Regions from separate parts of the Homo sapiens genome. Here region 1 is linked to region 2. A link is a contact called in ENCODE Hi-C or POLR2A ChIA-PET data. All regions are on one chromosome and are shown on one strand. The core of a region is the stretch at or near the end of the contact, and the rest is flanking DNA. Distances in the headings are between cores, read along the strand shown.

What was found. Hi-C counts contacts between places; a loop is a spot of excess contacts on that map. ChIA-PET counts read pairs that join two places held with the same protein, here RNA polymerase II (POLR2A). Pooled maps may share reads with other maps.
Region 1: a pooled map shows a loop between it and region 2 (4-fold over the local background). The contact joins two enhancer-like sites. A Hi-C loop is called at or near these places in 1 of 168 maps with a recorded cell type or tissue (PC-3) and 7 of 50 pooled maps. POLR2A ChIA-PET finds 5 or more read pairs at or near these places in 1 of 52 experiments (AG04450).

Annotation. Positions count from the first base shown.
Region 1 is chr10:33,247,405-33,250,104 of GRCh38, forward strand. The region is part of intron 6 of NRP1 (neuropilin 1); the gene reads right to left. Among named protein-coding and RNA genes, the nearest start is that of NRP1, 86 kb to the right of the region's middle. Within about 2 kb of position 1,392, at least 6 of the 41 ENCODE cell types and tissues checked have a DNase peak (open chromatin) inside an H3K27ac peak, as active enhancers do; they include PC-3, where a contact is called at or near this core.
Region 2 is chr10:33,008,978-33,011,677 of GRCh38, forward strand. The region is part of intron 2 of ITGB1-DT (ITGB1 divergent transcript); the gene reads left to right. Among named protein-coding and RNA genes, the nearest start is that of ITGB1-DT, 28 kb to the left of the region's middle. Within about 2 kb of position 1,299, at least 10 of the 41 ENCODE cell types and tissues checked have a DNase peak (open chromatin) inside an H3K27ac peak, as active enhancers do; they include PC-3, where a contact is called at or near this core.

The sequences.
Region 1 (2,700 bases), core at 142-2,641, 240 kb after region 2:
AATTTTGAATCATGACAGAGCCATTTTGGAAGTTGCCAGAAGCAACAACTCACCACTCTGGATGGGATGTTGGTGAAGTGTATGGATGGGAAACCTTGGAGGACTGAAGGAAGGACCCTGGGGCCGAGGGTGGCAAACCTGACTGTGTCTGACAGCCTCGTCTGTGGCCCATTAGGCCTGATGCCAGGATTAGTTATGTTTCTCCGAATAGCTGGCATGAGAGTATCTCTCCAGCATACCTCAGTCGCAAGAGCATGCAGTGAAAAACATAATCAGAGTGGCCAGAGAGCTTTGCAAGCCTCACCTGCACCCTGGCTGGGTGTCACATCCAGAGGCAAGTGGCAATGCACGCGCTGGCCACGGTTTGACTTCTCCTTCTGTGCCTGCTGTCTTGCTTCCTGAGTCTGAGGAAGGATATCCACGTCCATTGTGTAAGACCGTGATTTCTCACAAGTTATATCTTTCTCCGGAGTCAGGACTTTGGTGAACCATTTAACCCCACTGGGCCTCAGTTTTCTCATGTGAAGATGGGGGTAAAAATCTCTGGTCAACTGACCTCACTTTGTAAGACTAAAATAGGACGTATATAAAAAGTGCTTTTGGCCAGGCGTGGTGGCTCATGTCTGTAATCCCAGCACTTTGGGAGGCTGAGGCAAGCAGATCACTTGAGGCCATGAGTTCAAGACCAGCCTGGCCAACATGGGATGACACGCCATCTCTACTAAAAATACAAAAATTACCTGGGCTTGGTGGCACACGCCTGTAATCCCAGCTACTCAGGAGGCTGAGGCAGGAGAATCGCTTGAACCCAGGAGGTGGAGGTTGCAGCGAGCCAAGATCGTGCCACTGCACTCCAGCCTGGGCAACAGAGCGAGACTCTGTCTCAAGAAAAAAGTGCTTTTATAAGGGAAGAGCGCTATGGAAACATAAGATTTCGTTGTTAGAGTATGTGTCACAATTAATTTAAAAATCTTTCAAGCAACCCTAAAGGCCATTTAGATTGGACCAGTTTCTCATGTTGAACTTAGAAGAAGGGCATTTACTTTCTTTTGACACTATTGTCTCAAAGGACTAAACATGACTGTGTGTGTTTCAATTCCATTCAGCCCATCTCCCTACCACACTAAGGGCTTTCATTAATGGTCCTTCAGAGAGAAAATGGGGAAGACGTTAATATTATTTGAGAAATACATATAAGGCAAAAGGAAAACATGAAAACAAGCTTCTTCAGCAGGTTGGCTCCAGTCCTTCTCTTCTGGAACTTTCCTTCTTCTCATACCTGAGAATTAATATCTGCACTAGAAAATGGAGTGGAGAAAGAAGAGGCTCTTGCCTCAAGGGTTTGCTGATGTGGTCTTATAGGTACAGACTGTCTTCCTTTAGGTTTCCTTCTGTGTGACTAATCCACAAGAGGGCTGATTTACCAACCCAAACAGGATGTGGTTTAGAAGTCAACCATTCTCTGCTCCTCCAGAATAAGTGAAGGCATAAATACTCTAGTACCACAATTTTTTTCCACAAGAGAAAAAGTCCCCAAATTTGGAGAAGAGTAGTTTCAGCCCGAGTTGGTTTGTCAAGTAATTTAATTTCAAAAGTCACTAGGGAGTGTGGTAATCCTGGTGCTATTTTTGTTTCTTTGAACAACAAAGTTCATATCCCACCCAGGTATTATGTCTCTTGTTTTTTTTTTTTTTTTTTTTTTTTGTCTCCTGGCATTTTAATCAGAGAAAAGTCACAGTTATTTTGAGGAAAGCACTCCCAAGAGCTTTAATTAAAGCTGGAAGGATAAATCTGTTTACAGTGTGGTGAACACTATCATTAATAAAACATTGAAATAATTAACGAATTAAATTCTGCTTTGCGTGTCAATGGCTACGTTCAGGATCTTTGAGAACGTCTCCCTAGAAGATGCAGTACACTGTGTACTTAGTTTGCGGAAATGAAAAGGAAAAACTGAAACTGCATTTCTCTGAGATTCATAGATCACAGATTGAGAGAGCCTGAATGGAGTGAAGGCTACGTTATTTTTATTTTATAGGAAAAGAAACTCAGTTTCAATGAGCTTAATGGCCTGGGTTCTAATGATGTGCTTGAAGAGGAAGATTTTGATCGCACCACTGATACACGGAGTCTGTATTTTGCATCCTAGAATGATTAACCAGAAACAAAGAAAGGAAAAAGGTAAAATTAATAATAAGATCAGCAGCTCTGGGACACAGAATAAAGAATGGAATAATCTGGAAAAAAAGGCAGGGCAGGCAAATTTCATAGTGTGATTAACTCTGCCACTGACAATGAGGAAATTTTAGTAGCTCAGGATATGAAGTGGCTTTTTGAGCAGGATATGGCTGTGTGCAAACCTTCACATTGGGACTTCCTTCACGCTCCTTCTCACTAACAGGCTCCTTGACTTGTTTTTAAGCTTTCTGGCAGACAACGGATCTCACAGGAAGCTCCAATGTGGACGTTCATATCGACAGTTAATGATGCATTGTTTTTTTTTTTAATGCCACTCAGTAATTTCCTAGGGAAAACAATGGGAACCGAAGCTTGTTCCTGTCTTGATGGAAAGTCAGCTTCCAATATCGCCTTATTAATTTAACACATGCAAGTATTTGTGTACTTGTTGTTGCTACAGCAACTTGTTTTGTGAGGGCATATTTCATGCAAAATGTGAAAAAGCTGAAAAAGAAAACAAAT
Region 2 (2,700 bases), core at 49-2,548:
AAATAAAGATTGTTGGATTCTATGAGATGATTCTACTTTCCGAGCTTCAGAGCTCCACAGGTTGAAAAAAAACAAGATGATATAATGCTGAAGACTTGTTGCAAAACAGAACAGGAGTTGATGCAAAATCAAGATGGGAAGAAAACCACACTTACAGAACCACGTAATAAATAGCTGTGCTTGGTGAGGGAATATTATTGTCATTCATATGAGTCAATTGCAATCAGAATACTATGTGGAGCAATGGCTTTAAATGGCCCCATCCTCCAATAAAGCAAAGCAAACAAGAACGTATTGCTGACTTTCAAATGAGCAGAAGTTCTTGTAATCCCCCTGCTAAAAAATTTAAATGAACTTTAACCCAACTCTTTCCCTTGTATCTAGTAAGTCATCTAGTCTTACCAGTTTTTTTCTTACTGCTACTAAGAGTGAGCAATAGATGCTTTTCCATATCAGTTTCCATCTTAGCTCTGACCAGACTACACACTGTCATTAGATTCATCTTCCTTAAACTTGTCACTATTTTTTGAAAATACCCTAGAACTCAATTTCCCTTTCTTTCCAAATACCTCCTCCATCTGATTTCACTGTTACTTTAATCCAGTGTCATCCTACCCTTACATTTTCATTTCCCTGGCCCATTGAAGAAGTGTTGCTCATTGCAGCCTTTGAGTCTTCAGATGGGGTCCTGTCCTTCCCTCCCTTTGCCAGATGAAGCCTTTTCATCCTGTAGGATCCAGCCCAGCTGTTGCCCCTCCATGTCACTCTCCCTTGTCTGAGTAATCCTATGAGGGTTATAGGTTATATTCTATAACTGTGTGCTTGTGCAAATACTTGTCAAATGGTTTACTATTGATACACAGGCTTCAGTCTCATCTTATCCAAAATCTATTGGGAAATATTCCAGGCCAGATACCATTTCTTATCCCTTTTCAAGCCCTCATCGGGGTCTACATGTTTGGGAGCACTGTGAGCTCAGTAAGATACTTGTCGATTGGTTTTCTTTATCAGCTCATAATTCTGCAAGGAAGATGGAGCTGGTATTGTAATTCCTGATTTACAAACGAGGACGCTGAAGCCCAGAGCATTTTCAAGACTTGTTCTTGGGAATGGCAGTGCCAGGACAGGAGCTCTGGGTATTTCCTCCTTGTCTAGTCCCCTTCCTGGTGCACCCCACGGTCATCATACTGATAGAGTGATGCACTAAGCCTGTATTTATTTTCAGATCGATTTCTAGATAACGAGCACAAGCTCATATTGTGAGGAGCAGCTAGACAACAGATGATAATCAGGGTGTGTGCTTATGCAGCCTGGGTGGCAATTTCAGTTCTTTCTGGGTGGCGATGCCACACTTTCAGCCCACACCCATTTGTCCTTTTTGAAAACCACAAACGAGTGCTTGGGCATGTATGACATTCTCCGGCACAGCCCTCTGCACTCATCCAAATACCTGAACTGGCTTGTTTACTCCTTTAAACCACAGTGGCTCCAACTGCTTCCTGCCCTCCTAGCCTGCTGGAAGGTCTCCTGTGGTTTTGGAGCTCACAGGCACATGAGGAATAATTAAAAACCACTGCCATGCGAAAGGGTGTTTTAACGAGTTGTCAGTGAATGACCGGAGTCGGGAAGAATTTCTAGGTAGTTCCTCCTCTGGCCACAGGATGGATTCATTTTCCATCTGGAATTGCACCATGAAGCCTCCTTGGATGCTTTTGTTCTTCCATGCCTGGCTTGGGCCCTGAGGCTTGGGTGTGCTGGGCAGGAGCACAGGGTAGTAAAATGAAAATATCATGTCTACACTCAGGGAGTTCAGAGGGATGGCCTTGATGAAATCAGTCCATTAAATACCTAGAAAATAGATGTTAACAAGATTGTTATGCAATGCTACTGATTTAGAATGATCGTGTGTATTAATCAAACAAAAGCAGTAGAGAGAGGCATAAATTGATTGTTTAAGGAAAATCTAAATGCATAGTTGTAACAAGTGACTTTTATTTTTTCTTTCTGCTTTGAGACAGGGTCTTGCTCTGTCGCCCAGGCTAGAGTACAGTGTCTCTATCACAGTTCACTGTAGCCTTTATCTCCTTGGCTCAGGTGATCCTCCTGCCTCAGCCTCCTGAGTAGCTGGGACTACAGGTGTGCACCACCACACCTGGTTGATTTTGTACTTTTTGTAGAGGTGGGAGTCTCACTTTGTTGTCCAGGCTTGTCTCAAACTCTTGGGCTCAAGCTAGCCTCCTGACTCGACCTCCCAAAGTGCTGGGATTATAAGCCAGCCAGAAATGACTTTTATAATTGCACCTAGAAGTGTCATGAAATGCAATATTAGTACTTCTATTTTATGATAATACTATTGACATATAAAGAAGATTGATTTTAAAATTTACAAGAAAAAAAAAACCCCATTAAAAAGTGGGCAAAGGACATGAACAGACACTCCTCAAAAGAAGACATACATACGGCAAAAACATATGAGAAAAAGCTCAACATCACTGATCATTAGAGAAACGCAAATTGAAACCACAATAAGATACCATCTCATGCCAGTCAGAGTGGCTATTATTACAAAGCAAAAAACTAACAAACAAACAAACAACAGATGCTGGCAAGATTGGAAAGAAAAAGGAATGCTTTTACATTATTGGTGGGAATGTAAATTATTTCAACCATTGTGGAAGACAGTGTGGTGATTCCTCAAAG